2 separate regions of the Mus musculus genome follow, and region 1 is linked to region 2. Evidence: chromatin loops called from intact Hi-C (ENCODE). Cell type or tissue: gastrocnemius. All regions are shown on one strand. Links, peaks and the distances in the headings refer to the core of each region. The heading gives the core; the rest is flanking DNA. Region 1 holds the start of Flii (flightless I actin binding protein). Region 2 holds the start of Map2k3 (mitogen-activated protein kinase kinase 3).

The links. A loop is a pair of places that touch in the nucleus more often than their neighbours do. Peaks named below come from ENCODE experiments on the same cell type or tissue, not always from the same donor. Only the 100,000 strongest peaks of a DNase experiment are listed, where the experiment ranks them.
Region 1: it touches region 2 in a loop (7-fold over the local background); 2 of 42 quality-filtered maps call a loop at or near these places.

What each region holds. Positions count from the first base shown.
Region 1 is chr11:60,721,473-60,736,631 of GRCm38, forward strand. It overlaps Flii (flightless I actin binding protein), which reads right to left and starts at 5,791. Exons shown (of 30, transcript NM_022009.2): 1 at 5,655-5,791; 2 at 3,686-3,796; 3 at 3,319-3,390; 4 at 1,893-1,973; 5 at 1,528-1,613; 6 at 1,113-1,274; 7 at 823-926; 8 at 210-385; 9 at 1-132. The coding sequence starts at 5,717. Mief2 (mitochondrial elongation factor 2) reads left to right here and starts at 6,926. Exons shown (of 4, transcript NM_001009927.2): 1 at 6,926-7,095; 2 at 8,811-8,963; 3 at 9,158-9,320; 4 at 9,444-11,479. The coding sequence starts at 8,817. The coding sequence ends at 10,498. It overlaps Mir5100 (microRNA 5100), which reads left to right and starts at 7,191; the gene lies at 7,191-7,254. It also overlaps the pseudogene Gm23341. In gastrocnemius, for the core only: a CTCF peak has its summit at 5,830; DNase peaks (open chromatin) are centred at 5,816, 6,448, 6,927 and 9,817; H3K4me3 peaks cover 6,428 bases; H3K27ac peaks cover 5,977 bases.
Region 2 is chr11:60,924,472-60,939,630 of GRCm38, forward strand. Map2k3 (mitogen-activated protein kinase kinase 3) reads left to right here and starts at 7,583. Exons shown (of 12, transcript NM_008928.5): 1 at 7,583-7,800. The coding sequence starts at 7,752. It overlaps Map2k3os (mitogen-activated protein kinase kinase 3, opposite strand), which reads right to left and starts at 7,396. Exons shown (of 2, transcript NR_027800.1): 1 at 7,095-7,396. In gastrocnemius, for the core only: a CTCF peak has its summit at 7,611; DNase peaks (open chromatin) are centred at 7,141, 7,527 and 8,130; H3K4me3 peaks cover 5,843 bases; H3K27ac peaks cover 6,536 bases.

The DNA.
Region 1 (15,159 bases), core at 2,627-10,626, 200 kb before region 2:
TAGGTTGTTGTTGGCAGCCATGAATTCCTCCAGGCTGGTGAGCTTGCCGATGCCAGAAGGCAGCCCATCAAAGTCCAGCTTGTTGGAGTTGAGGTACAGCTTCTTCAGCTTGGTGAGCTTGCAGATGGCTGACTAGAGAAGCAGGAAGTCAGTTAGAACAGAACCAGCACTCCTGCCTGGCCCACCCAATGTCCCAGGCACAGGCTCACAGGCAGGGAGGTGAGCTGGTTCCGGGACAGATTCAAGGTCTCCAGGTGCACCCACTGGTCGATGCACAGGGACAGCTCTGCAATCTGGTTGCTACTGAGGTTGAGGCGGCGCAGGCTGGGGAGGGTGTACAGGCACTCCGGCACCCTTGTCAAGTCATTGCACGACAGGTCCACATCTGGGACATTGGAAGGGCACATCAGTTAGGACCCATACAGCAGTCACCAGGAACAAGCCTCAGTGTGAATTCCAACTATTCTACAACCAGGTTGTGTGGTCTTAGGCAAGTAATTTGTATGACCTGCAGTTTCTACACTTGAGAGACTCCTCATAGCAGGTGGCCTAGTGACAGAAACCCAATGGAAATTGACCACTGTGTGCAGAACTGTAATGTCAGCACTTGAGATGCTCAGACAGGGGACCGCTATGAGTTCAAGGCCAATCTGCCTACACAGTAAGTATCAAGCCAGGCCAGGCAGCCAGAGTCACACAGCAAGCCCCTACCTAACATATCTGCGAGACATGACAAGAAGCAGGACTCGGCCCCTTTATTCCCAAGGAAGCTGGTAAGCTCAAAGGGGTGAGAACCTTAGGGGCTCCCCAGACAGTCCAGACCTGAAAGGTTGCTCAGGCCCTCCAGGCTGGTGGGGAGGTTGCTCTGGGTGCGTTGAGTGTTCCTCAGATGCAGGGTCTGTAGGGCCATCATGGCTGGGAGCTGCCTGTGAGGAAAGGATTTGCCACCCTAGGGTAAGTCCACTCAAGGGACTCTAGGGATGGAGTGGGCAGGAGGGCATGACCAAAGAGGGGGACAAGATGTATAGCAAGCACAGGCCAGTGCTGAGGCCTGAGGCCTAGGGTGGGAAGGGTCAGGACTCCTAGGAAGCAAGGAAAAGCAAGGCACCTACCGGAGCTGTGCATGTAGCAGCGGGTTTCCATTCAGCACCAGTGTCTGAAGGTGCACGAGGCGGCGCATTTGAGGGGGAAGGCTCTCTAGGCGGTTTTCACTGAGGTCCAGGTACAGCAAGTCCGTAAGGTTGATGAACAGCTGGTTGGGGATGGAGTCGATGCTGTAGTACAGAGGGGAAAGCCTGAAAATCAGTCTTCCATCCCACCTGGCTCTGCACTGCCCACCTGGCTCTGCACTGCCCACCTGGCTCTGCACCTGGCTCTGCACTGCCCACCTGGCTCCTCACCTGGCTCTGCACTGCCCACCTGGCTCTGCACCTGGCTCTGCACTGCCCACCTGGCTCTGCACCTGGCTCTGCACTGCCCACCTGGCTCTGCACGGCCCACCTGCCATGCCCTTGATCTCCCCAGTACCCGTTGTGGCTGAGGTTGAGCACCAGCATGTTCTTGGCATTCTCCAGCTCCCGTGGGCATTCTGTCAACTGGTTATGGCTCAAGTCCTAGGGAGCAGGGACAAGGTCAGGCCAGGGTGCCCCCCACACACACACCGTCCCCATGCCTCTGCCATACCCAGGGATCTGGCAGGACATTGGACATGGAGTGACAAGAACGTTCAGGGATATAGATTGAGTGAAAAGGGGACTGGGCTAGGGAACTGAGTGTACAAGTGATGTGGGCTCAGCATTGACCACTCTAAGGGATGATGGCGGCCCTTGAGGCAGCTATGAGTGAGGACTGAATGAGCATCACAGGGGCCAGATGGGCAGGTAACCACTGACCAGAACAGAGAGATCATCCAGCTTGAAGATGTCATCAGGGACTCCGGAATTCTTCAGGCTGTTGGCCCGAGCTACAATGGCCTAGGAGTATAAGGAAAGAACTTGGGATCCTCATTTTCTGCTCTGAGAGAGAAGCTCAGGCCAGGTGGGGAGCTCCTTCGGAAACTGGAGGCCAGGTCTGAGAATTCTCCCTCCTCTGACCTTTGCTCACACACGACATCTGGTGGGCTTCTCCCAGCCTCCCAGTGAGTGCCTCTTCAAACTTTAAAACCCAATGTCAGCGTGCCTCCAAGGCCAATATGGGGCCCTCAGAGTTATGGTACTAGGATGGAAGCCCAAGGCTTTACGTGTGAAAAGCATGCATGTTGTCACTGGACTGTATCCCCACTCACCTTTTTTTTTTTTTTTTTAACCAAGACAGGGTCTCATTATGTAGATCCTAAAACTCAATGTGTAGACCAGGTTGGCCTCAAACTCAAGAGATCTGCCTGCCTCTGCCTACTGAGTGCTGGGATCAAAGGCATGCGCCACCATGCCCGGCCCTGCAATCTATTTTTTTAAGTGCAACCTACCTGCTGGAGGAAATGGAGGAACTTGCCAAAGCTACTTAGCCAATGTGATGGTGTAGATGTGAATGGCCCCCATAGACACATATATTTGAATGCTTGGTCCCTAACTGGTAGAGCTGTTTGGGAAGGGCTAGGAGGTGTGGCCTTATTGGAGGAGGTATATCACCGAAGGCAAGCTTTGAGGTTTCAAAAGCCCACACCACTCCCAGCTAGTTCTTTCTGCTTCATGGTTGTCTCAACACATGAGCTCTCAGCTACTGCTCCAGTGCCATGCCTGCCTGCCTGCTGTCATGTTCCCCTCACTGAGATGGTCGTGGACTCTAGCCCTTGGAACTGTGAATCTCCAAATGAAATATATTCTTTAAGTTGCCTTAGTCCTGTGCTTTGTCACAACAGAAAAGTAACTAAGCCAGTTAAGTGGCAAAGCCCTGGTTTAGAGTCAGGGAGCCCAAGTCCAGATCCTGGACTCTGAACATCTTGGGGTTCTGGCCCTGTGAAGGATAATCCTAACTGAAGCCTGTAAGGCTGGCAAGGGCCTGATTTTCAAGCTACCTTCTAGGCCCAGTCACACCAGCTACACTGCTGTCTGGGGGTGACTTTTGTGTGGCTAGAGTCTTTACCTATGTGGTAGGTTAGAAGCACACTAGACACACTAATGTGGCCTAGTACTGTGTTCTGCCTACACTGCTGTGTTCACAGCCATCCAGAGAGGTGGTGGGTTTTGAAATGTCCTCTCTTTTCTCTCAGAAAGTTCTCCCATTCATATGAGCTCTCTTGCAGCAACACGGGCACAGAGGGGAGGAGGGTGGAGACACTGGCCCGCGCCTGACCCTACCGCAGCCCAGGCGAACACTCACCCGAAGCGAAGGCAGGCTAGACAGTTCGCCGTGAAGCGTGGTCAGATGGTTGTGGCTCACAGACAGGTGCTCCTGGACAGGACAAGAGTCAAAGGTTCAGGTGGGGACCTAAGGTATCCAGCCCCTGCCTGCAGCCCTGTAACTGCACCATCTGGGAAGGCCATCCCAACAGTCCCCTCTCCTTTACACACCATCACCTGCCTTGCATACCTCCCAGGTGGATGTGCCCCCACACACACACCATCAGCTTCACCCACAGCTATTTCTGTTTTCTCTTGATTCCACTCCCCTTTTTTGCAGAGTATGCCAACCTGGCCTAGCCCCTAGGATAGGACCCTCCCCGCGCCCCGCCGCCTACATCCCTTACCAGCTTCTGCAGAGCCGCAAGTTCTTCAGGCAGGTAGCAGAGGCCTGTGCGATTCAGCTTTAGCCATCGCAGGCTGGTCATAGCCTTAACATTCTCAGGGAAGTAGCCACCCTGGGGGGTGGGGAGGAAACAGGAGGGTGAGGACAGTCTAGGAGATGAGTGCCTCCTCTCATCACCTTCTGTGGTCCCTAGAGAACATTTCTCTTTCTTACTCACAGAATGGCACTAAACGAAAGCTCCCAAAGGACAAACATCCTGGCCCAAACGTGTCTCTCCAGCTGGAGTCTGTCCCTGGTGTGTTTCAAGGGTTCCTCAGCATTCCACTGTGCTTAGTGGAACTCACATTGCTTTGCCTGGGGTTCCAAGGCAGTTTGGCTGTCTGGGATTGCACTAAGAGCCCAGCTCCCCAATGTTCCTTGAACAGTGTCATTCATTCATTCATTCATTCCTCACATGCAATGCCCACTTCAGCATCCCTGGCCTTTTTGTTTGTTGTTTTTCAAGACAGGGTTTCTTGGGGCTGGAGAGATAGCTCAGTGGTTAAGAGCACTGACTGTTTTTATGAAGGTCCTGAGTTCAAATTCTAGCAACCACATGGTGGCTTACAATCATCTGTAATGACATCTGACACCCTCTACTGGTGTGTCTGAAGACAGATACAGTGTACTTACATATAAATAATAAATAATTATTTTTTTAAATTAAAGACAGGGTTTCTCTGTGTGTAGCCTTGGCTGTCCTGGAACTCACTCTGTAGACCAGGCTGGCCTCAGACTCACAGAGATCCACCTGCCTCTGCCTCCTGAATGCTGGAATTAAAGGTCTGTGCCACCACACCAGCCTAAGGTTTTGTCCCCCTGTAACTCCCAATTACAGGGTTTCTCTGTGTAGTCCCTGCTGTCCTGGAACTCATTTTGTGTCCAGGCTGGCCTCTAACTCAGAGATCTGCCTGCCTCTGCCTCCCCAGTGTTGGAATTAAAGGCATTTGCCACTCCCTCCAGGCTACTCCTGGCAGTTTTGACATCTGAGCAGCATGAAGCTCAATTGCCTTTTGCTACTGTAACACCTCTTCTTCCAGTCACGTTCCCTAAGGTAACTCAGACGTTCCCAGTGGAGAGAGAATAGAGACCACAAGTGAGGATGGTGGGTATGTAGACAGGATGAAGTGATGCCCACAGTGTACGGGATCCAACATGTGTCCGTGTGCAGGTGAACACGGGAGGAGCCCACCTCCTCCTGCATCCCCCAATCTGATATCTAAAGGACTCGACCAGGCGGTGGAGAAGGTCCAGGCTTCTGAGCTGTCCTTCGGGGCCAGCTTTTCTCTCTTTGGGCCTGGGTCTAGCCGGCACATTTTTTTTTTCTTCAAGTCAAGACAGGGTTTCTCGATATAGCTATGGCTGTCCGGGAACTTGCTTTTAAGAGCAGGCTGACCACGAAGTCAAAGATCCACCTGCCTCCGCCTCCCAAGAGCTGGAATTAGAGGCGTGCACCACCACGCCCATAGCCTGGCTCTTTATAGTCAAGAACCAGGGCTGCTGGCTGCTTGTCCCCCTAGTCTAGCAGTTGAACAGACTTGCCGCCTAGGACCTGGCGCACCTGTCACACTCCTTACTAACAGATCTCTTTCCATTACACGCCACCAAACGGGCTGTTCCTGAGCCCCTAGGACTGGAGAGAACCCCGAGTTCGCGGAGGGAGAAGTGACGTCCCGAGACCACAGTGTGGGGCGGTGGCTGGCTAGGGCGTATTCCCTCGGTGGCATGGGGTCCGGTTCGCGGCCTGAGGGCTCAAATCCCGCGCGGCCCCAGACCCCCGGAGCCCCCGCCCAGGTCTTCCGCCCCGGGCGGGGCAGGCCCGGGAAGACTCGCGGAGGCCCGCCCGCCCCGCCCGCCGGTCCCGGAAGCGCAGAGGAAGCGGCCCGGGGAGACGGCCTAGGGGTCGCCTTTCCCCTTCTCCCCCAGCTAACCTTGAAGTCGTTGCCGCTGAGGTCCACGCCGCGCACGAACGGCAGCACCCCGGTGGCCTCCATGGTGGCGCAGCTCTCTTACGGGCAGGGAGGACGCGGGGCGGCCGAGAGCCGCGGGCTGGGTCAGCGCCGGCCCCGCCCCTTTAACCCGCGCGCGCCGCCTCCCGGCCGCGGCCTCTGCGGGAAGTGCTGCTAGGCGACTCCCAGAGCTGCGAGGCCTCCCTGGGACCAGAGTTCTGGGGAGGCCTGTAGGGGTCCCGCTGGAGATGATCAACACTTCCAGTCTCCTGTCGGAACGTGGAGGGTGGGGTCCAGGCACTGTCGCTTGGGCTGCTGTAGCCTCTGGGGCTGGCCGTGACCCAGGAGTGATGGTGGTAACAACGTCAGGGACACAGGCAGTTTGTGTGTGAGGGATCAGTGGTGGTGGTGGTGGTGGTAGTGGTGAGACTTCCGGGGCTTTGGGACCTAATCCTTCAGCTTCAGGACTCAACTTTGATCATGTGTAACACGGTCCCCAAAGTTGCCAGAGTACTCACATGTGGCAGCTTAGAGAGCAGGCTGCACAAACACTCACAATTCTCCCTTGGCATCAGGACTCCAGTCACCATTCTTTATTGATTTGTTTTGTGCTCTAGATCAGTGTATATCTCCTGGGCCAAGCTCTTAGTGGCCATCTTGCCCTGGCCAGCATACAGTAGGTTTCCCATAAACAGACACAGCTGTTCTATGGAAGTCCAGGGTCTGGCATCCCGGGTTTCAGGAGGGAAGAGACTGATAGAGTTCCCACGACAGATGGCAGAGCTCTTTTCCCATTATGTGTCAGGCAGGCCAAACGGAAATGGAACCACCAGGCACTCTAACAGGGGCGAACTTGAGAGGCAGAATGTGGGCCTTTGGGCTAACTGCAGTTTTGTCTGCCTGGCCCACCAAGGGACCATGAGCTCAGACTCCACACTGAGGCTCTCATTACAAGTACACACAAGGTCAGATGTGAGACTAAGTACGACTGCTGAGAATTCGATGTCAGTTGTGGCTTTAGTGTGAGGCCCTTTCTCAAGAAACAAAACACCCGAAAGTAAGTAAACTAGACAAGCCCCTGAATGATTGTCACACTCACCACCTCCCCCGCCCCCCTTGCGCTATCAATATAACCTTGCGCCTTTAAATCCGGAGTATGCTTGTGGTTTCCGCCCCAGACGGTCCCGGGGCGTGCCTGGCGATCATTGGCTGAGCTGCTCCGTTTTGAGCACGTGTGCGCAGGAGTTGTGCGCTCGGATTGGAGCGAAGGCCTGCTTATCCAGCGTGCCTTTCGGGTCACTTGCCGCCTCGGGCCTCGGCGTTCGGTTCCCGGGGTTTGAACGTTCCATTCCTAGGCGAGTCCTGGGCCTCCAGGGTCCTACTCGCCCTGTCCTTGGGTCCATGCGCTGACGCTCGGACGCAGGTACGGCTACAGCGCACCGGGTGGCCCGGTGTCTCCCAGCACTGGGCGTGGCGCGCATCCCGGGGCAGGTGGGGGCGTGGCCTGCGGTCACTGCGGTGGGAGGGAGGACTTGGGAACTGAAGAGCAGAGTTCGAATCCCAGCGGTGCCTCTTCCCGACTTGGGTATTGCACACGATTTCCAGGGCCACAGTGACTTCGCTCTTGAATAGAGTCTAAGAGCCTATTTGGTTACACGTTTCTGCTCAGTCATGATCAGAAGCAATCAGCTTTGGCCAGAATGTAAGAACAGGTGAAGTTCAGGCTGTCAAGAGTCGGGTTATTTTGTTATTTTTGTTTTGTTTTGAATAGAGGCTCTATTATGTAACTCTGGCTATCCTCCAACTCAGTGTGTAGACCAGGCTTGCCTTGACTGCCTCTGCCTCTTCAGTGCTGAAATTAAAGGCCTGCACCACCACATAGGGCCTAAGTGGGTTATATTTAGTCACCTATTTTATTCCTTTCTTACTGGAGTTTGAATACAAGACCCCTCTAGGTGTAGGGCTGAGTCCCACTTTAGACAGGTGATGGAATGCAAGCCCCTTCCATTTGCAGAGTGGCTTACTGCTCTGAGGGCAGTGGTGGGCAGTAACAGAGCAGAGCTGTTTCTGAGCTTGGAGTAGGCTCCCTGGCTGCCCTTTGACCTTACCAGGCTCGAGGACAGGGTCTTATTTTTAGTCTGGGGAGCATGGACAGGTGTCTCAGCTGAGTCACACAGTGCCTAAGGCTTCAGCTACTCTAGGCATCTTGTCACTTGGCAACTGAGTCCCAAGGCAACCATGGCCCTGAAAGAAGGGCTGAAGTCCTTGGTGCCCCGGCAGGCAATGACCTTTCTGGCTTAGTGGCCTGGGCCTGTGGATTTCTGTGACTTTTTCCCAAGTTCCTGACTGGGCCAGTCACACACTTCCCAGTCCTTACTGGTGCGGTCGTACAAATAAACAGAAGCCCTTGGCTCCGGGCCTTTCTCTCACCTTCTTACCCTCTCCAACTTTGTTCCGAGTCCATGGGCCCTGGCCAGCTTGTCCTGATTCAGTGTTTATTTAAGCCTACTTCACTCACCACTGCACCCTGGGGCCTTCAGCCTGGCTCTGATGGGGTTGCCCTAGCCCAGGTAGTTTTCTTGTCAAGGTCTGGGGGGGCCACTATCTAGATTCCTGAATTTGCTAAGGGTCTATCAAAGGTCTGACAGGCCCCACCCAGGCAAACTTTCTGGAAACCCATATTACAAGTATTTCTGGGCCTTTGGGTTCCTCCTGACTGGTTTTCACACAGTATGGCTGTTCTGGGTAGGTTCTGATTAGGAGTGAGGGAACTCGACCAGGAGGCATGGGGAAAATACTCAGGCTTTGGGAGTGGAAGAGTCTGGGGGCTGTGCTGTGAATCCCAGACCTTAGCACTCAGTTTGTGGCTTGGCAACTTTTGTCTTTGTAGACTCAGGGTGGTGATGTTGAACCCAGATTCCCAAGGTCTTGGGGTGGAGTCAGGAGAAAGGCCTGGATCCTTCCTATATGAACCCTTTTCCAGGGCTTGGAGGCTTGCAGGATTCAGGGAGGGGGCTGGCAGGTCCCCTGATTCCCTCCAAGAAACTCTTTGAGCAGCCCCTTTCTCACGGGTCCCCAGAAACCACCCTCTTGGTCATTGCTAAGCATCTATGCCTTACGAACTACATCTCTTTGCAGGTGACCATGGCAGAGTTCTCCCAGAAGCAGAGGAAACAGAGCGGCAGCGAGGGCCTGGGCAGTGTGGTGGACTTCCTCTTGGCTAATGCTCGATTGGTGCTAGGTGTGGGCGGGGCTGCAGTGCTGGGCATTGCTACCCTGGCTGTAAAGCGGGTAAGGCCAAGGGGGCAAGGCCTGCCTGAAACCTCCACAGGAGAAGGCCAGACTGGGGAGCTGGGGGACGGTGGGACTTTTGAGGTTGGACTGGAACACGGGGCCCCTACTTTTTCACCCTAGCTTCCTGGTTTGCTTTCCCCCCAGCTTTGCCATGGCCCCCGATGCTCTGATCTGTGTCACTTTGCCTATAGCTCATCGACAGGGCCACCAGCCCTCCAGATGAGGATGACACCAAGGGGGACAGCTGGAAGGAACTGAGCCTGCTGAGAGCCACATCGCCCCAAAAGCCCCAACCCCCTCCTGCTGCCTTCAGCCAGCCCCTAGCTACTGGGTCCCCCTCCCCCTCTGTGCCAGGTGAGCTACACTGCTTCTCTCTAGTGTGGTGAGCCCCTTGCACATGCCCAGCTAGTGAGCAGGTCGAGTTTTCTTAACTTGTGGGGCCTTCTAATATGTTCTCCTGGATGCTTCCCTCCGCAGTGGAGCCCACGCCCATTCATTCTCCCACGACACCTAAGTTCAGCACTATAGCACCCCTGTGCCTGACGTTCCAGGAGAGGCTGCTGGCCTTCGAGCGCAAGCATGTGATTACCCCAGAAGCCCACGTGACGTTGGCGAAACAGCTGGCTGGAGACATTGCCTTGGAGCTGCAGGCCTACTTGAGGAGCAAGTTCCCAGAACTGCCCTTTGGTGCACTCGTGCCGGGTGGGCCTCTCTACGACGGGCTCCAGGCAGGGACTGCTGAGCACGTGCGCCTGCTGGCGCCTCTGGAGTTGGAGCCGGGGCTATGGAGCCTGGTACCTGGCGTGGACACTGTGGCCAGGGAGCCTCGATGCTGGGCTGTACGCAGGACTCAGCTTGAGTTTCATCCCCGTGGGTGCAGCCCATGGGACCGCTTCCTGGTGGGGGGCTACCTCTCCTCCCGAGTCTTGCTGGAGCTGCTACGGAAGGCCCTGTCAGCCTCTGTCAACTGGCCAGCCATTGGCAGCCTGCTCGGGTGTCTGATCTGGCCCGATGTGGCTTCGGAGGAGCTGCTGCTCAAAGTGCAACACGAGTGCCTGGAGTTCACTTTAGCTGTGCTCATGGTAGTCCCTGGGGCCAGCACTGATGACCGCCTGCTGCTGGCTTGGCCCCTAGAGGGGCTGGCCAGCAATCTCTGGCTGCAGGATCTATATCCAGTAGAGACCGCCCGTTTGCGGGCCCTGGATGACCAGGATGCTGGTACTCGGCGGAGGTTGTTGCTGCTGCTGTGTGGTATCTGTCGTGGCCATCCGGCTCTAGTGCGGCTGGGCTGGAGCCACCTGACTCAGGTGGTTCTGCATCTGGGTGAAGAGGAAGTGGCCTGGACTGAGGAGGCCTTGGGGGAACGGTTTCTGCAAGCCCTGGAGTTTCTGGTGGGCAGCTTGGAGCAGGCTAGCCTGCCCTGTCACTTCAACCCCAGTGTGAACCTCTTGGGTAACTTCCGGGAAGAGGAGATTGATGACATTGGCTACGTGCTGTACAGCGGCCTCCAGGTTCCTGAAAGCCTATTCTAGGTAAATGAGGACTGTAACTGACATGTTTTCTGATGCTGGAGAGCAGCAGCCACCTCCCTCCTAGGACACTGCAGTGTGGTTTGCTTTATTTTAGCCAGAGTGGAGGGGGAGTGACATCACCTAAGCCCACACGTGGGCATGTGCCTGGGTGATGGTGATCAAGAGTCTCAAACCCAGAGACTCTGGGTTGCTGACATCTGAGTGTGGCTGGCCTCCCCTGGCTGACCGCTTTCAGTGCCAGCCACATTAATGGCCCTTAGCCGTCTGGGGTTCATTTAGGGACTTGGGCTCAGGCCACCATCACCAGCAATGAACTCACAAAGAATAAGATGTGGCTTTTGATTTCCTAGGCTTCACCTAGGCCAAGACTGTTTTTTTTGTTTTTTTGTTTTTTTTTTTTTTTCAAAAAAAAGAAAATGTTCTTGGGTGGGTAACAGCCCCAGGTCTCCTGGAGGCACTCCGAGGGGGTCAGCTGGAGGACAGCTGCTTAGCTGCTGAAGGACAGTGGCTTCCTGATGGTGGTGCATTTGTTTTTCTGATTGGGTCCTCAGGCCTTGAAGCTGAAGTTGACTCCCTCGAGGGCTCCCTGCCTTATACCCCAGGGAAGGAAGGTCTCGTTCTCTTCTGCTTGGTTTTCTCTATGGGCCACGAATTACCTCTGGGAGAACAACTTCCTCACTGGGGGGCTGAACTCTGTGCTGTCTATGCAAGGCAATCCCATAGAGGCTGCTCCTAGACCTCACTGCAGGGTAGAGGATACGCTCCTCTCAGAGGCCTGTGTGCAGACCTGTCCTCTGCAGCGTGCCAAAATATTCATGATAGATGTGTGTCCTCACCTTGCACCCTGGTCCAGGTGGCATGGCTGGAGGAGGGAGACTGTCTCCCCTACAAGGGGGGCTTTCTATTTTAGGTACCACCCCCTTAAACACACTGAAACAAAGCCATGCCTTGAAGATGTGAATAAAAGGAGAAAGAACTGTGTATATGTGTAATTCTTGCTGGCAGGAGATGGTCTTGGTTGTAGGTCATTGCTTGGAGCTTCACACGTCTTGTGGCTGGATGTGAGGTTTGAGAGTCCTCTTGGAAATGTAAAATAATATTTTCAAGCTGATGAGATGACTGTACCCTCATCTGCTTCCAGCTATAAACAGGGCCGAGACCTCCTGCCATTCGCACTTGGGAAAACAGTTGTTGGGTCTCAGCCTGAGAGGCCATCATGTGTAGCCTCAGTAACAACTGAGGCCTCACCTACCATACACCAGCCAATTGAGGGACACTGCCCAGTCTTTTGGTTCAGACCATTCCTGCCTCAACTGAGCCTTCAGCCATGGTTTTATCTGGCCTTGAGTTCATGCTACAATCTGACAATGCAGACTTCCAAGCTTGTGAGAAATGTAGGGCATGTGTGTGTCCTTTGGAGACAAGGTATCCAAAAGTCAGGTGGTGGGGGGTTGGGGGGTACCTCATTCCTCTGGTCCCTACCTGCACCTTCAATCCTAGGTATGGTCTGTGACATTTGCACATTCTGTCTGTCTGTCTGTCTGCCTCCCTGCCCTCCCACCCACTGACCTACCTACCTACCTACTTGCCTAGACAGGGTTTCTCTGTGTAACAGCTCTGGCTAGCTGTCCTGGACTCGCTTTGTAGACCAGGCTGGCCTCAAACTCACAGAGATACACCTGCTTCTGCCTCCCAAGTGTTGGGACTAAAGCCATACCCCACCACAACTGGCAATATTTGCACTTGTAATACTACAATTTCCTTTTGTAATCTTTTTTTGGAACTTGCTCAGTAGACCAGGCTGGCCTAGAAATCTGCCTATCTCTGCCTCCCAAGTGCTGGAATTAAAGGCATGCACCACCACTTCCTGGGTGGCAAATGTCTTTTAAAACAGCTTTTCTTGAGTCAGCCAATTGTAGCAAAAAACAAAACCAGTATATAACCCAAGGCGACATCAGCAACTCTGGTGACCCATGGATCCTCTATACTGCCTGACAAGCTCTAAGTCTTTGCAGTTCACACGCTGGGCCTTAGTGGGTGGATGGCCCAAAGCCTAGGGTTTTCAGTTTTCATGGATTCATATATGGAATGAAGGCAGAGTACCACTTCTCAGAGTGGAAGCTGGCATTTGAGGTAGGGTTATGTGGCCTCAGTAACAACTGAGAGACAGGCTTGTTACTTGGGGCAGATCTCTCCATGCCAGGGATGGCTGGTAGGAAGCAGGTGTCTTCATTTCCTTTCTACTGACCAAAAGCAACTTGGGGAGGAAAGGGTTAATTTAGATCACACATACTGAGTCACAGTCAACTGGGGGAAGCCAAGGCAGGAACTCAAGCAGGGAAGGAACCTGGAGGCAGGAGCTGATGCAGAGAACATAAATGCTACTTACTGTCTTGTTCCTGATTGCTTGTTCAGTGTTCTTACAGAACTCAGGAACAGCTGCCCTGGAATGGCCCTGCCCATAGCTGGCTAGGTCGTTCCACATTAGTCATGAATCAAGACACCGCCCTACAGGCTTGCCTACTGGACAATCTGATGGAAACATTTTCTAGAATAAATTCCCTCTTCTCAGATGACTCTAGCTTGTGTTAACATAAAACTAGCCAGCACACTGTCTAAAACAAGAACATCCCATCACAAATGAGGCAGCTCAGTCTCCATAGGTATGGAATAGGGGAACCAAGCCCGGCTCAGCAGTTCTTAGTCACGGAACACCCAGGAGTATTGCCTGTGTAGACTTTAAAATCTCCAGGGCACTCAGAGTTTTGAACTTGTGAACTCTATGGTATAAATATGAAGTGTCTCTAAAAGACTCATGTATTGAAGGTTTACTCCATGGTGGCTGATGACTCTGTCATGTTCAGAAGAAAATCTCTGTAGTACAAAGAGGCAGGGGCACAGCTCAGGGGCAGAGCTCAGAGGCAGAGCCTGCAGCTAGAATGAGGTCCTGGCTTCAGTCGTCAGCACAATTACCAGCAACTGAGCTCAGCCGTGGAGGGCCAGCCCACTGTCCCTTGACGTGATTTCCCTATCAGACTGTCACTATGATAGGGACACATTTGACAGCTGCCATTAGAGTTGTTTTCAGAGGTTTCCACCCAAGGAAAATGGGACTCATGGCTGTCCTGGTTAGTTTTTTTGCTAAGTTGGCACAGGTAGGGTCACCAGGGATGAAAGGACCTCAATTAAGAAAATGTCCCCATCAGACTGGCTTATAGGCAGGTCTGTGAGACCTTTTCTTTTTTAAAAGATTTATTTATTCTATTTTATGTATATGAGTACACTGTAGCTGTACAGATGGCTTGTGAGCCTGTGGTTGTTGGAAATTGAACATTTTTAGGACCCCTGTTCGCTCTGGTCAACCCCACTCTCTCCAGTCCATCCTGCTCGCTCTGGCCCAAAGATTTATTTATCATTATAAATAAGTACACTGTAGCTGTCTTCAGATGCGCCAGAAGAGGGCATCAGATCTCATTATGGGTGGTTGTGAGCCATCATGTAGTTGCATGAATCCAAGCTGAATTTATTTAAAAGCAGAAAAGTAAAGGAAGAAGAGAGACAAGAATGCACACCGGGGGGCTGGTGAGATGGCTCAGCCGTTAAGAGCACTGACTGCTCTTCCGAAGGTCCTGAGTTCAAATCCCAGCAACCACATGGTGGCTCACAACCATCCGTAATGAGATCTGACACTCTCTTCTGGTGTGTCTGAAGACAGCTACAGTGTACTTAATTATAATAATAAATAAATCTTTAAAAAAAAAAAAAAATGCACACCGGGCAGGATGAGTGTGGGCCTACAGGTACAGGATAAGGGTGGCTCTCAAGTTACATCTCTAAACTGCTAAGAAACGTCCCTCCCTGCTCCTGCTGTTGCCCAGTGTGTAGCTTAGGTGCTCACCTTAGCAGCACATTCAAAAAAACAGAGAGATTAGCATGGCCCCTGCACAAAAGGATGACATGCAAATTTACGAAGTATGTCCTAGAGACTCAATGGGCTACTACATTACCCTGGCCTTAAATTAAGGCAAGCCTGCTTACTGCCCCAAGTGTCTTTGGGGTATACACCTTGTCTCCACAGGCAATTTTGGTTTTATCAGTGCTGTCTGAAAAATTTCAACTCCATTAGCAGGGCCCACAAGCCAGACATTACTCCTCTGATCCTGCTTCAAGGTAACCATAGCAGCACCTCAAATCACATAGTCAGCAGAGCCAGGTACAGTGGTGCATGCCCATAACGCTAGCACCTGGGAGGCTGAGGCAGGAGGACCAGGGCTTCAAGGTCATATTATATCATAAATACAAGCACAGCTGTAAGACAAGGTGGGGAAAGAGGGAGGGAAAAAAGAACCAACAAGGGTGTGGAATAGTAAGACTAAAATGGTGCAGACATAAACATTTAAAGTTAGATAAAAGGGTTAACATTTCATTGCTATACATATGTCCAAAATGGCTGAAATGCCATCCAGGGAGCAGCGACTGCATGTCACAGCAGCACCACACACCAGAGTGCTACAGCAGTCCCTCTCATTTGCTTTAGTACCCTGCAGTCTACTGTGGGTACAAAATTCTCTCAGAGGTGAGGGAGACAGACAGACAGATGGGTGTGCAAATGTCACAGGCTACACATGGGACTGAAGATCCATGTAGAGACCAGAAGAATG
Region 2 (15,159 bases), core at 3,580-11,579:
CCTCCACATATGTGTACACATGCATGCATGTATATATGCATGTGCACATACAACTGTCATGACTGAGCAGCAGCTCTTTCCTGTGTCTACCAGGCAGCCCCACCTGCCATAGCCTGTGGTAACCTCTCCTCTGGCTTCGGTGGAGGAGAGACTGGTTGGTGAAGGGGAGTGTCTGACTAGCCACCGAAGGACTCCTGCTAGCCCGGCTCCCTCCCAGCCTCTGTAGGACTCCTCCCTGTTATCTCAGCGGCCCTTCTACTGCTCTGGAACTAGCCCCTCCCTTGAGGTGTGGCTCTGCCCAGAGGGGTAGGCACATCATTTGTTCTTAAGGCCAGCCAGTTCTTAGCTCTCAAATCCCTCAGTACAACTAATAAACTCAGGCTCAGAATAGCTCTCGGCACAACAAATAAACTCAGACTCAGGACGGTGTAAATCTCAAGGGCTAAGCAGGCACTGCTCTCGGTACCCAAGGCCCGACAAATGTACTCAGCTGGCAAAGGTCTCAACCCATCCAAGGCCTGGGTCCCAGGAGAGGAAATTTACTTGTTGAGGGTCTCTCACCAGACCCCTATCTAGACAAATTCTCTCAGACCCATATGCAGCTGAAGGCCAAGTGTGCAAACACATCTCTTCCCCAACTCAAGGAAGGCAACTTCACACCAGAAACACAGTGTGGGTGCACAGGGTGTTGCCTGAGACCTGGGTTCCAGGCAAGAGAGGCCCAGGGCTGGTGCACTGGGCAAACAGATAGAGGTGTCAAGGCTTCCTCTTTGCACAGGCAATGGGAGATGCTCAGAGAAACCCTAGCATTTGATACCACGTCTCCTTTACTGTTTGCCTGGGTGGGGAGGTAGGTACTCACTCCCAAGAACAGATCTGTGACATGGCCTGGGGGTATGGCTAGCTTGCTCTCTGGCCTGATATCCTTGTGGGAGCTCACAGACCTCCAAGGCCTGGCCATAAAGGTCTATTCCTTGTAATTTAGACCCAAGGCCATGCTCTCAGGTAAAGTTAAGGGGTGTAACCCTTAGGCCAGCTCCTTCTGCCTGCCTGGCCCAGATTCCTCTCAGCAGTATGCTGCCCTGGAGAAACTGGGTACAAGGGATAGGCTGTCTCCTAGCCTACCTTGGTACTGGGATGCAGCCAGCACTATGCGTGGGATAGCTAACTGTCTGGAAGTATGACTAGGTGGGTACCAGTGGTCACAGTGGCTCAAGGTACAAAAGCCAAAGTAGTGATGGTATCTTCACCCATATAGCTCTGCTGAGAGGCCCGTGGCTCTTCTGTGAGCCCTTAGTTCATGGGTGGGGTTTAAGAGTGACCCTAGATTCTAATTTGTTGTGTTTTTTTAAAATTTACTCCTTAGCCTCCCTTTCTTCCTCTACATTTGCCCTGAGTCTTATGCACAGTGAGTGGCCTTTTCATTGTCCCCTGCAGTACCTTCTTTATTTGTATTAAAGCATGGCAGGCACACGGTGCTATATGTCAGAAGGCAGTATACCAGCACCACAGCAACCAGCAGCCATGGCCCCCAGCCTGCTCTCTGCAGAGACAGAGTCTGCATCTATCACCGGCGGGCTTTTTCCGTGAGAGGTAAGCAAGGAGCCAAACGGATCAAGTTCTTACCCTGGAACTCTGAACTCTCCCTTCCTTCCCTTCCTGTGTACACACACGGCTTCTGTTCTCCTTCCGTCTTTGTCCATTTTAGACAACATCCCATGGCTTCCCACCATGGGAAACAAAGACTCAGCTCTGTTACAAAGGGGTCCACATATCTGACTTCCTGCAAGTTAGACAGACCAGTGGACAGACCCCTGGACTCCCTGGGCGCTGTAAGCATTGTTAAGACATTAAAATTGTGCTGGGTGGTGGTGGCGAACGCCTTTGATCCCAGCACTTGGGAGGCAGAGGCAGGTGGATTTCTGAGTTCGAGGCCAGACTGGTCTACAAAGTGAGCTCCAGGACAGCCAGGGCTACACAGAGAAACCCTGTCTCAGAAAACAAAAAACAAAACAAAACAAACAAACATTAAAATTGCTTCTTAATGTTAATATACTCAAGGCTAGGTTTGCTACAGCTAGCTTTTATGTCAACTTGACACAAGCCAGAGTCACCTGAGAGAGTGCCCCCAGAAAATCAGGCTGCAGGCAGTTAAGCCCATAAGGCTTTTTTTTTGGATTGATGGAGAAGGGCCAGCCCACTGTGGGTGGTGCCATCTCTGGCCTGGGTTCTATATGAAAGCAGGCTGCCAGTAAGCTGCACTGATCCATGGTTTCTGCATCAGCTCCTGCCTCCAGGTTCCTGCCCTGAACAGTGATGTGGAAGTGTAAGCAAAATAAAGCTTTAGTTTCTAACTTGGTTTTGGTCATGATGTTTTATCACAGCAATAGTAACCCTACCTAAGACAAGATTGTAAGCGTATTTTTTCCCCGCTGATGTTCACTTCTATAAATGAGCAAAGTAACTGGGGTGGGCAATGAGGCTAAGTAGCTGCAGTTGGACTCACCCTTGCTGCTTTGAGTGAAAGGACAGTCAGTCTAACAGTCAACCAGACTACCCTGTGCTAGCACCAGCTATCTTGGATACTCCACAGACACTCAGAACAAGTTATGAAAAAAGCATGGCTGACCGCCTTGGTTCTTGAAGGTCCGCCAAGGATGTCTGAGACAGTTTGTACCAGCCCCCACCCCCCTTTCTTTTTGAGACAGGGTCCCTAGCTCAGGAAAGCCTCAAACTTATTTGCAGAGGAATATACCCTTGAATTTCTGATCTCCCTGGCCTCCACCTCCCAAGTGCCAGGAGTACAGGCATGTGGCACAATACCGGGTGCTAGGAATTGAATCTGGGGCTTTCTGCACGACAGATAAACATTCTGCTGAAGTACAACTTGACCCCTGTACCAGACTCTGTTAGCTTAAGACGCTTGCTGAGCGCCACGTGACCGTGCAACTATTATCATTCTGTCCAGAAGGGGCGCAATTTCCCCAGTGATCTAGCTGAAGGACTGCTGAGGCTGCTGCTAAGGGAAAAGTCTGTGATTGGTCCAAACAAACGGCTCCGATTGGCTCAACTACCTACAGGCTGCTCAGGCTCTCTAGACAGTCTTCTGTGCTATTCATCATTCCTGGTATTACAATAGGACCCAGTAAAAGTTTCCCTCAGGTGTTCTCTTAGCCCCTGCTTTCAGTAGTGTGGGCTGAGCTGGCAACACTTAAATAAGCGGAGACAGCAGCAAATGGTGACTGTATTAGAGACGGCGGGAGAAGAGAGGCAGCAAGAGGCAGCGGAACAGCAGTGGCAGTGACAGCTGAGCAGGTGGCAAGCTAAGCTGTGAAGGCAATAAGGCAGCTATCATCCCGAAAAAAGCAGTGGTGATCCTGATGATGGTCCCAGTGGCCCTATGAGAAGGCCTGCTAGGTGTTCTGGTTTCCCCCCTCGCAAGGTGCCAAAACTTCCCGGCAGCGGCTAAGCTGTGGAAGGAGTCAGGCAACTTGGGAGTGACTGAGAGGGAGCAGAAGCAATGATGCTGTGGTTGGGGCGCGGGGGTGGAATGGGGTGGGGTGCGGGGGGCAAAGCCCTGTCCAAGCAGTAGTTCAGCTAAAGCATGAGAATCAAGAATTCAAGGCTAGCCTGGCCTACATCTTAGGATCCTATCTCCCAACACACACACACACACACCACACACACACACACACACACACACACACACACACACACACACACACACACACACAGAGGCATGCACATGTGACAGAGACAAATGATTGGCTCAAGAACTCTCTGTTGCTTTGTGGCTTAGGTTGGAAGACAGCCCTGTGCAGATGGATCTGGAACTGCCCCCATGGTATAGTTAATGCAGAGGTAATGCACATCTGCCTCTCCTCTTGGATGTGTGACCATGGGCAAGTTGCTGGTCTCTGTTTTTCATTGCCTCTCACCAAATCCTGGCAATAAGAACATCCTTGTATTTCTGGATTCCGAACAACAGGATACGAACTCTGGTATAAAGCCCTACCTGATACTTTGAGCCATCCTCAATCATTTGGGTTAGAATCTGGCCTGCTCCCTCCCTGACATGAGACCCAAGGAAGATGCTTGTGTCTTGGTTTCCTCATCTGGAAGAAGAATTTCCAACTATGTCAGCATCACTGAGGTGTGAACTTGTGAGACCCAGCAGGAAACAGGTGACAATAATTGCTTGTGTTCTGTGTCCCATACAGGAAGGACCATGTTGGACACCTCTTAGCCTGGAAATATTTCCCACTGTGTCCAGAGAGCTCTACACATCCCTGTAAGGGCCTGGGTAGTCCAGATCCAAGGGTAAAGAGCTATTGTCTTTCTAGAAAGCCATAGAAGAAACTCAGAGAAAACTGTGTGGCTCAGAAGACAACTGTGATGCATTTTAATGAGAGCAGGGGCAGAAAAAGGCAGGTGAAGGCTCCATGATCTGTCAGACGGGAGTTTGAAGAACAACCCTGTCATTGCAGTGGTCATGTGTCTCCATCCTCTGCTTGCTTCTCTTTCTTCCTTTCTTTCTTTCTTCCTTCCTTCCTTCTTTCTTTCTTTTCTTTTTTCTTTCTTTCTTTTTTTCCCTAGACTGGCTTTGAACTCTCGGAGCTTTGCCTGCCTCTGCCTCCCAAGTGTTGGCATTAAAGGTGTGTGCCACAACTGCCTGGCAATCCTTTGCTTTCTGTTCTGTTCTGTGCCCATGAAAATGCACACCTCCTTGGGAGGTGTATGTTCTGAGTGTTCAGTGAGTGCCTACTGTGCACTGTGGAAGCCAGGAGCCAAGTGTGGTGCTGCTCTCTACAGCTTGCCTCAGAAGGAGTCTGCATGAAGGACCACCACACAGTAGGTAGGGCTGTGAAAATGGCATATGCTGTTGTACAGGTAGTGTCATGTCACACGTATGAATTATCATGTGATATTTCAAAATGGTGGCCATTTAAATACAGAAGGTTAAAAGAAATATACCTAAGAGGTAAGTATCCCTTGTGTTTCTTCATATGGCAGAGGAAGGACATTCCTGGCTGAGGGGACAGCCTTTGAAAAGATCGGATCAAGAAGGAAAGCTTGGTTTTGAAGTGTCTGGATATGTCAACAGGGCCAGAGGGTTGGAAATTCCTACCTAGGGAACCAGGAAAGATCTGAGCTGGGCCTAGCCCGGCTTTCAGAAAACTCTCTTTGCAGCAACTAGCACAGAAGTGAGAAAGCTGGGCAGCAGGCAGAGCACAGAGGGTATCGTTTTATCCTGAGTGGGGCACCCACAGAGAACAGCCACACTAGGGCTGGTCACAAGAAGGCACACACCCCAGGTCAGCAAGCCTTGGGAGGTTCTGCAGATGGCAGGACACTGCACATACAACCAGAGCTGTGCATGACCACTGTGCCTGTCAATAGGCCTGCCCCTGGGCAGCCATGCTAAATGCATACAAACCCTGTGCATCTTGTGGGAATTCATGTGTGCTTGGGGTGTATGATCAGTGCATGCGGAGGAGGCTCTAACAGCATCTGGAAGGGGCTGCATCTGAGGGAGCCTCTCATTTCTGACCATACCAGTGGTGACACAATTGGTTTGGGGGCTTTCGCTTCTTCTCTTGGAGATTCTATCCTTTCTCTTGCTTCTTTAAATCTCTGCTTCTGTGGCACCTTTAAGGGAGGCTTTTCCTGACTGCCCTCACTAAAATCACACTCCCACCTCCAGACACACCTTCTCTCGTCCCCTTTTTTCCACAGCATTTGTCAACCTGAGACACCCTATCATTTCACTTAGGCCAGAAGTCCATTCCTTTCTGAGAGCAGCGTTGTGTCTGTTTTGTTCGTCGTTGATCCCACAATGCTACATCCACAGTGTGTGCTCAACCAGTGAGTTGCTCCCCACACACTAGGTTTGGACCACCCCCTTTCTTCAACTCACAGTCACATGCTAACACAGGCTGAACCCTTCCCATCCCCAACCTCAGCTTTCCTTAGAGGGGTCTGCTCTCCCGGGAGTCAGAGTAAGAGATGGCCTGCTGGGATCTGAGTCTAGTGCTCTGGCCAGTTTCTGAGTGGTCATGAACTTCCCCCAGCTAACTGTGACACTTAGGGACAGGAGGGTAACAGATGCTGTTGGCAGAGGTGGCCAGAGAGAAAAAGTCTTCCATCATGCCCCTCATTCCAGCAGCTGACTGGCTTGCTGGTGCAGCCTAGCCTGGCTTCCTGAGCAGGTCTCCACTCCCTGCCCTGGCCTTTCTGTTTCTTCCAAGGATGGTCTCTTACCTCTCTTTCTGATGACTAGTCCAGGAAGGTCACCTTCTTTGACCCCACCCAGGTGAGGCAGGGCCTCTTAGGACTCTTGTATCTATTTATAGCACCCCACATGGAGTCTGTGATCCCTGGGCTGTTTGTCAAGTTCTCTGACTAACCCATTAAACTCCTCCTGTTTGAGGGCCTTGTCTGAGTCACCCTGGTGCCCAAGAGCCTGGCACGGGACTAGTCACTTTACCCATGTCTGTGGCATGCTTTTCCTACTTCCTCTGTTCATTCCTTAAATATTTCTTAGGCACCTACTATGTGCATGGCTCTGGGCTAAGCCTTGGGATTCAGCAGAGGATGAGACATTCAGGATTCCTAATGGGGAGGGGCACGTGGCACGGGAGGAGGGCTGCGGTAGAAATCAAATATGCAAGCCAGGCATTCGGGGCCTGAGTGTTGGCCAGAGAGCTAAGACTTACTCCAGCTCCGACTGACTCCTTGACCTTGTGCTTCTTGCCCTCACTAGACCTGACTTTCCAATCGACCCCAGAGATTCCTGGTTAGTGTGAGGACAGAGGCTCAGCGACCGACGGCCGAGATGGAACCCCAGTCAAGGCTGGCAAAAGGTATTTCAGTGTTTGGAATGACACTTTGTTTAATCGGAGACTACTCCCCAGCCCGGAGAGTGGAGCTGCTATAATGTTACAACCAGTTACTTTGTCACTAGGCAAAGGTTAGCCACTGAATTCCCCGCTCCCTAGGTGCTGGCGTGCCAGGTGCTTGTAGAGGCTGGACTTAAACGCGTGCTCGTTCAGCAAGGCGCAGTAAACTCTTTCCCACAGTCGGTGAACACTCACCTGGCACGCGCCCGCCGTGGGATCGCTCTTTTCCTGCTGCCCTAGGAGGCAAGCCGGTGGTCGCCGCTCTCTTCAGGGGAGCACATGGACGCTCATCCTCGGTATGGCTCAGCCATTTAGGAGTCTAGTCTCACTCAGGGAACACTTTTAACCCCACGGAGCACATCGGCCCTGCCCTGCCCCCCTAGAGATCTTGGGATTTTCCAGATTGCGACCCGCACACGCTGTGCCATAGGGGGGCACAGGCTGGGGCACCCAGGACCACGCCAGCACAATCCCCCGAGTGGGTAGGGCAGTCATCTAGACGGCAAGAGGGCGGAGCCGAGCTGTACTAAGGGGAAAGCTGGGTTGGATTCCGGCTCTTGGAGGGTGGGGTTTGTGCGTGACAGTCCGGGCGGCGTCTGATAGGCTGGGGCCTTTTCAGGCGGGCCAATCAGTACGATGGGCGGGGCCTGCGTGGCGCCGTCGGCAGGCGTCCGGCGCTGCCCAGTGTGGCTTTGGCGCCGCCCGCCTCGGACGCTTGGAACCGTCGCGTCTGTGTCGCCTGTCGCCCATCGCCTGCCGCCGCTGCCAGCCACCAGCAGCCATGAGCGCGCCCGGCCCCGGTGTAGTCTGCTGTCCTCTAGATTAGTGCTCTCCGCCGCGACGGTCCGCAGCATGGAGTCGCCCGCCGCGAGCCCGCCGGCCAGCTTGCCTCAGACCAAAGGTAGGCTCTCCCGCCCTGTTGCGCGGCCCGTGCCACATTCAATTTGAGTCCGCCCGTGATCCTGGGCTCCCTTCCGGGCTGGGCACAGACGTCTGCACTCCAACCCAGGACTGGGTCCAGCCCAAGCCCGGGACCTCACGGGACCTTATTGGAATCCGGATCTTAGGCCGTGGGACTTCACCCAGGCAGGACCTAGTTCTCGCTCCACTCCCAAGTCTGTAGCCTCACCGTGAGCTCCTCATTTAGGCTTCCGGGCTTCATCCTGGACTCAGGGATTTCAGTGATCCCTGCTAGAGGGTCTTTGGGCTGCTCTAGCCCTCTCAGGCCAGGCTCTTGGATTTTGTCCAGGCTGGAATTTACTCTGGGCCCCAGGGCTGTGTTCCCAATGCCGGAAACCTGTCTACTCAGAGCTCCTCCACTCTTCCAACTCCTTCCATCCTTGTGAATCCTCCTTTGCCCCATGTCTTGCTGGCCTGCTCACTGGCTGCCTGCACTCCTCCCTAAGGCTGTCCCTGTAGAACTTCCTGGCGTCTCCACTTCGCAGCTCTGCCCATGCTACCTGCTACTCAGTTGCAGTCTTCTCACTGAGTTTCCCGAGCTGACCGATTCTTGCACCTAGTGTTTCTTAGTCTGCTCTTAGACGTGCTGTTTGGTCCTTGGGCTAGCAGCAGGCCAGGGGCTGGCTGTGCAAAGCTTGTCCTTCTCCAATTAACTGTCTTTCCTGGAAATTTCTGTGAGGTGGCAGTGGTGCTGCGTGGGCTGCAGCAGCAGCATTTGTCATGGGAAGTGAGGGGGACAAGATTTGGAGGTCAGAATGCTTTTTTTTTTTCTCCAGGAAGAGAGAAGGATGTTTTTTTTTGACATGTCAGAGACTCAGTAGGGTTGATCTGCAGAAAAGATTTCCAAGCTGGACCTGGAGATATGAATGGGTTGACCCTCTGAATTCTGAACTGCTTCACCTGGCTAGTCTCTGGGCATGTCTAGGACTTATTAATGAAATGGATATTAGGGGCGTGATGTGAGATTGAATGTAGAGTGGTTTGAAGCAAGCACGTCTGAGATGATCGAGAACCCAGCATAGCGCCCAGCACATAGTAGGTACCCAGGGGCAAATAGTTGTTGCACTTCCTTGACTATCTCCAGCTTTCCTGCTGCAACGCTGGGCCCAGTTTTGGATTGCAGCTGCAGAGCACAGAGGACAGGGATGGCGGGCACCTAAGAGGGTACTTGTGCAGTGGTGGCCTTCTCTCCTTCTGACCTAGGAAACCTCAACCTCAGGAGTCCTGGTCCTGGTCAGGTTGTCCTGAGCAGGCGGGGGCCTTTTGGGTCCCCTACAGCTGGCTTCCATGGCCCTGCAGGAGCCTAGTGGACGGGGTAATTGCATCTTACATAAGTGGGAGGCCAGATCCCTGACCATTGCCCAACTTCTGTGAGTAACTAGGGAGGCACTTATTGGGGGAGGTGGCTGGGGAGGACCTTGCAGTGCAGACCTCGTGGAACTTGAGAACCAGGAAATTAGATGCTGCTCCACTCAGGAAGGGTTTGGAAGCAGTGTTTGTTTTGGAGGCATTTCAGCTCTTCCAGGCAAGAGATGCCTCACCAAAATAAAAGTTGCAGTTGCAGATCACAGCCGGAGAGATTGTGAGTGATAGGGAGAGACCATGGGCTTTCATGTGCTTGGTGACTTGAGGCCTGGCACTGGACGTTCCGGGCCTCTCTTCTGAGTGTGAGTTTGCAGATTGTAGGTTAGGTAACATGGTATTGGATGGTTTGGGTGGAGGCTTTTTCCTGGGCCAGAATCCCTGTAGCCTTTTAGGGGTCTGGAGATAGCTGTAGTGGGAAACTGACAATATCCATTCACCAAAACTCTAAGAGGTTTTTTTTTTTCTTTTTTCCACGTGTTATACATTGCTTTATTACTCATCACCCCATTTGCCCATAAACAGAGGCTGGGGAACACTTACCATTCACAGAGGCTGCACAGCTATGTTGGCAGAGCACAGCTACAGCAGGTTCTATGATGATCTCCTTCCATCCCGTTCCCATGTGAGGTGCTTAGGGGAGCCATGGGACCCTGGGACCCTGGCTATCACCCCCATGTTCACTGGAGCGTGAGGTCTGCTGAAGCAGAGGACCACCTATCATGCACGCAGTCTTTACAGTGGATGCTTCCCTCAGTGTGACCCTGCAACTGGTGCAAAGTGGAGACCTTGGCGAGGCCATACCAATGTGGACCCTGACAGGAACTCTTTTTCACCTTTGCAGGAGACTTAAAAATTACACACACAACCAGGCAGTGGTGGTGCACGCCTTTAATCCCAGCACTTGGGAGGCAGCAGAGTCAGGCGGATTTCTGAGTTTGAGGTCAGCCTGGTCTACAGAGTGAGTTCTAGGACAGCCAGAGCTACACGGAGAAACCCTGTCTTGAAAAGCCAAAACCAAAAAAAAAAATATACACATGATATATATATATATATATATATATATATATATATATATATATATATGCATGCCACATGTAGTATACTAGTATACTTTGTGGGTATCAGTTCTTTCAGTTCAGTCTTGTGGATCAACCTTCCACCATGTGGGTTTCAGGCATGGACCTTAGATTATTAGACTTGATAGTAAGTACTCTTACCTGCTGGGCTATCTTGCTAGCCTGTTTGCAGAGGACTTTGAACACAGCGGGGAGTGGTAGCACCTGACCTTTGGTGGGGACTGCAACTTTATCTATGAACTTCCCACTGGACGGTTGGCAGCCTAGTTCTTTGTGCCCAAGCTTAGGAAGTTCTCTCCACATGTGTAAGGCATGTAGGTCCCACAACTTTGTTGACATCTCCTGTCTCCTTGCTCATTAGTGGGTCACTGCCTGCCATCTGAGGCCAAGGGCAGCTGGTACAGGGGCACATGTCAGGGTGGTCTGGGTTTGCATGTCTTGTTTGTCCTTGTGCATATTGTCAGGGATGGCCTTTGACACTCTGTTGGAGGTGTTGTCATTGGAGTTCATCAGTGGCTGGTGGCTCTGGCAGCCCAGTGAGACTAAGGAGCACTGAATGTCTTGTCCTGGTCCTGTCTGCTATGGTTATAAGCTTTCCTCCTGTCCCAGGAGTTGGAAAGACTAGAGGGTGGCACCTTGGGGACTTCCCCCCGTCCTGGTGTGACGCACAGGAAACTCTCTATCAGCCAGCCTGTGGCTCAGGGCCTGAAGGCAGTAAAGTTCCCAGTCAGCCTGTGTGGGGAGAGGCAGCCAGGCTTCCGGTGGGTGAGTCAGCAGACACTGGGTGCTGACTCACCACAGGCATGCCAGTCACTGCCTATAGCTTAAAGGGGCAATGCCAGGCAGGGGTTACATACCTGTAGGCTGCCCCTGGTCCTGGGCTGGACATCACAGGTGACGGTCTGCTTTGGACTTTTCAGTTGAGCTGGGATTCTGGGCAGATCCTCCTGTCCTGTCCAGGAACTTCCTCTGTTAGGTAAATGACTCTTGCTTCCTCTTGCTCACCACAGACGAGTAGATGGCAGCTGTTGTTGACGGTCCCTGGCCCAGGGAGCAAGGTCTAGTAAGAGCCAGGAGCAGTGGCCTTGCAGGGACAGCCAGCTTGAACTGCCTCGGTCAGATCCCTACTCTGCCCATTTTGCAATGTAACATTGAACACATTGTATCCAGTACATTCTTGATACTTTGATTAGGTTTTAGTCCAGTGAGTAGGGGACATCTTTCAGAGAAGAAGCCGGAGTGCTCCTCTCCCCCCCTTCCCAGGAAGTACAGGAGCCTTGCCTGTATGGATGCAGATGGCATTATCCAGCAGCATTGCAGCTATGTTATAATGGGCCTAGGATCCCAACCTGACTCTTACTTCCTCATCAGGGCAAATGGCATATCCTCTTTGACTCTCAGTCCGCTTCTGGGCAGTGGGAGGAAGTACCTCTCCCCTGCAGGGTGGTAGTAAAGATGGGAGATAGAGTTTCCCAAACAAACGGCATCTGTCATTATTTAATTGTTGGGACTCTGGCTGCTTCTCATTGGGAGGTGAATACATGGCTTCTGATGATGTATTCATAGGGTTTGTGACACGAGGCTTCTTTGGTCAGGAAGCCAGAGTTTGCCAAGCTCTAGGGCAACCTTCCTAATGCTACGACCCTTTACTATAGTTCCTTATGTTGTGGTGACCCCTGCCATACAATCATTTGCATTGTTATTTCATAACTGCAGTTTTGCTACTATTATGAGTTGTAGTGTAAATATTTGTGGTTTCCAATGGTCTTAGCCGACCCTTGTGAAAAGGTTGTTTGATCCCCAAAGGGATCTTGACCCACAGGTTGAGAACCCCGAGCTCTCGGCTCTTTTTCTCCTCTGCTTCCTAAGCCGTAAGCTACCATTGCTCCTGAACTGCCTGAGACAATCAGGAAGGGGAGTAGAGAACTGAGTTAGTCTGTCCTTTCTGTAGATCTGTCCCTGTCACTCAGCCTTGTTGACCAGTGGCCGCCTTGAAAGCATAGGTGAGGGAAGCTCAGGAGGTGCAAGGCCGGCCTCAGGGTACAACCTCCTGGGCTAGTTTCTCAGGTGGGAGAATTTCATCCATGTCAGACCTGGTGCTAGCCTGGGGAGTGAGGGAGGGAGTGAGTGGGCAGCAGGACTCAGGTGTGCATTCTCTCACACCTCCCCTTGGTTGTTTGTCCATGTTGCCCATATCTGTCAGGCCTGTGTGCCCAGCAGCCCCTATAGATTTTTCTTCCCCCATTGCAGGTAAAGAGCAGAGACAATGGCAGCTTGCCCTATCTCACTGGGGCACGTACTACAGGCCTAGTGATACCTGGCCTTGGCAGGGTCAGTGGCTTTCTAGCCCTCCCTACTTCTTAGCCCTGCCTGCAGGGTTATGGTAGTAGTGCCTCCGCTGAGCTGGAGTCCAGGGCTGCCTTGGCTGCTTCTCTGGATGCTCTCTGTGATCAGCTCAACGGGGCCCTCCTTGCATGTATGGGCCCATAGTGAAGCCTGCTCCTGCTTTCCCTTCCCTCCAACTTCCTCCCTCCCCCTTTGCTCCCTATTGTCTTTCCTCCTCCTCCTCCTCCTCCTCCTCCTCCTCTCTCTCCTTTTCTTTTTGAGACCTAATTACAAATGTGCCCCACCCCATGGTTTTATGTGCTGTTGAGGATCAAGCTCAGGATCTCTGAGGATTCAAGTCAGGGCCTCATGCACACTAGGTAAGCATTCTACCAGTTGAGTTATAGCGCCAGTTTTTCAAGTTGAGCTTATTAGCAATCAGTTGGTGGAGGCAAGAGGAGCAGAAGTTCAATGTCGTGGTTCAATAGCTGTGGTGGCGCATACCTTTAATCTCTGCACTTAGCAGGAAGAGGCCATCGTGAGACTCTGTCTCAAAATGAAAAATTCAATGTCATCCTCAGCTGTATACTATACAATGAGGTCTAACGTGACACTGCCTTAAAATATACAGATAAATAAAATTGAACTTTGGTGTGCCCAAAGTGTGTTTATCCCCCTGTCCTACAGAGGCCCAGGCTGTTCCACACTGTCAACTACAGGATATCCCTGGGATGAGAAGAGGAAGGAGCTGGAGTCTGATGTCTAGGACCACCGTGCCTCTTCTCTCTTGGTTTTGGTTTCATTTGTGGTGGGACTTTGTGGAGTGGAAGGAAAGTTCTGTGTGTGGCTTGATGAGGTGCTGGTTTAGGACAGTTCAGAGTCTATGTGGGTGGGTGTTTCTCTTGCTGCTCCAACCTGTGTGGCTGTGTGAACAGCCTTGGTTTTGGTCACCTACATCACTGCAGGTGCCACCAAGTTCAGGTGTTTGTCTTGAGTCAGCAAGTGTGCAATGACAGGCCAGGCTCCTTGGACACAGGGCTGAAAAGGCTCCTGGATATTAGCAGCAGGGTTTGGGCATAGTAAAAATGTAGATGGGTGGTGTCGGGGCTGGGGGCGGGGTGTCCAAGGGTCAGTACTTTGGCCTGGCACATGATAACGTTCTGAATTGCCATGGGAGTGGGCTACCAGAGGAACGATTTTTAGCAGAAGGGAAATGAGCGTTTTGAAAGCCCTCAAGATGAAGGTTTAGTGAGGTCTGGCCCAAGGAGAAGAACTCTTGCTTATGTTGACCTGTGAGGCCAGTACTGGGTCCTGGAATTGGTTGGGGCTCTGCCCCTGGAAGAAGACTCGGCCCTTTTCCATCTGTGCTTGGCCCCTTGCCATGGCCAGGGGGCTCAGTCCTCCATGCTTACCCTATCCCCTATCAAGTGCTCACCTGACTTCCAGGCACTCGAAGCTGGCACAGTTTATCTACCTAGGGGTAGCTGCTCACCAGAAAAGCTTGCCCTTCTTTTTGGTGCTCAGTTTATCCCGCTCAGATGTGGATGGCCTAGCATGTTCTCTGAAAGACTGCTGCATGCAGACAGCCAGCTGAGTGGGCAGATGGGACATTTTGCTTCTGACACTTAAGTGGCAGTATTAGCTTCTTCCAATTCGGTTGCCCAGGCCCAGGGGCCAGGGGTGGGGATCATAAACAAGGTATGGGTGCCATTTTAGTCATTGGATACCATGGGATGGAACTTACTGTCTTATGGCAACTGTTCCCCGTGGCCTGCTCTCAGACTATCCTTGCTGATGGTTGGATGTTAGAACAAGTGGGTCTGTTCAGGGTCATATCCTTACCCCACCAGATGCCCACAATGCCCTTTGTTAAGCCATCTCTCCTCTCTGACCGACTTGTACAGTGAAAAACTTTGCTGCATGGAGCTGTAACATGGAGGTGGCCTCAGATAGCAACCCCATCCCCCACCCCCACCCCGATCCTCTGTTGGGAGGTCTGCCATTCCTCTACACATACACTGAGGCCCTGTTGCCCAGAGAGGTATAATCATGTGTCTGAGAGCGCAGAACAAAGAAGGGGCTGAGTGAGGGTTGAGCCCAGCCACTTGGCTCCAGAGTGGCCTGTCAGGGAAAGTAACTGCAAGAATTGACAGTAGAGGCTGGGAAGACTCAGGAACAGCAGAGGACTAAGATGCAGCATCAAGGGTAGAGAGAATGGTATGTGCAAAGCAGATACAGTGGGAAACAAGGTGGCTCACCCAGGGAAGTGTGAGGGGACGATGGTGCAAGGGCAGCAGAGGGGGCCAGAATTTCACCCTATCTGTGGGTACTTCATTATCATGGCTGGAACCTCAGGTTAGTGGTTGAACCCCTCTCAGCTTCAGTGTCCCCACTTTCTGCCTGGGGAGCTGCTGTGAGGAGTGAGCTATTTTGACACCTAGCTCTAGGCTGGCCTGCACAAAGGACCCTGCGATCCTGGCGGGCTTGTGGTTTGCTCATGGTGGCCAAGAGCCTCTGTTTGTTGTGGTGACAGT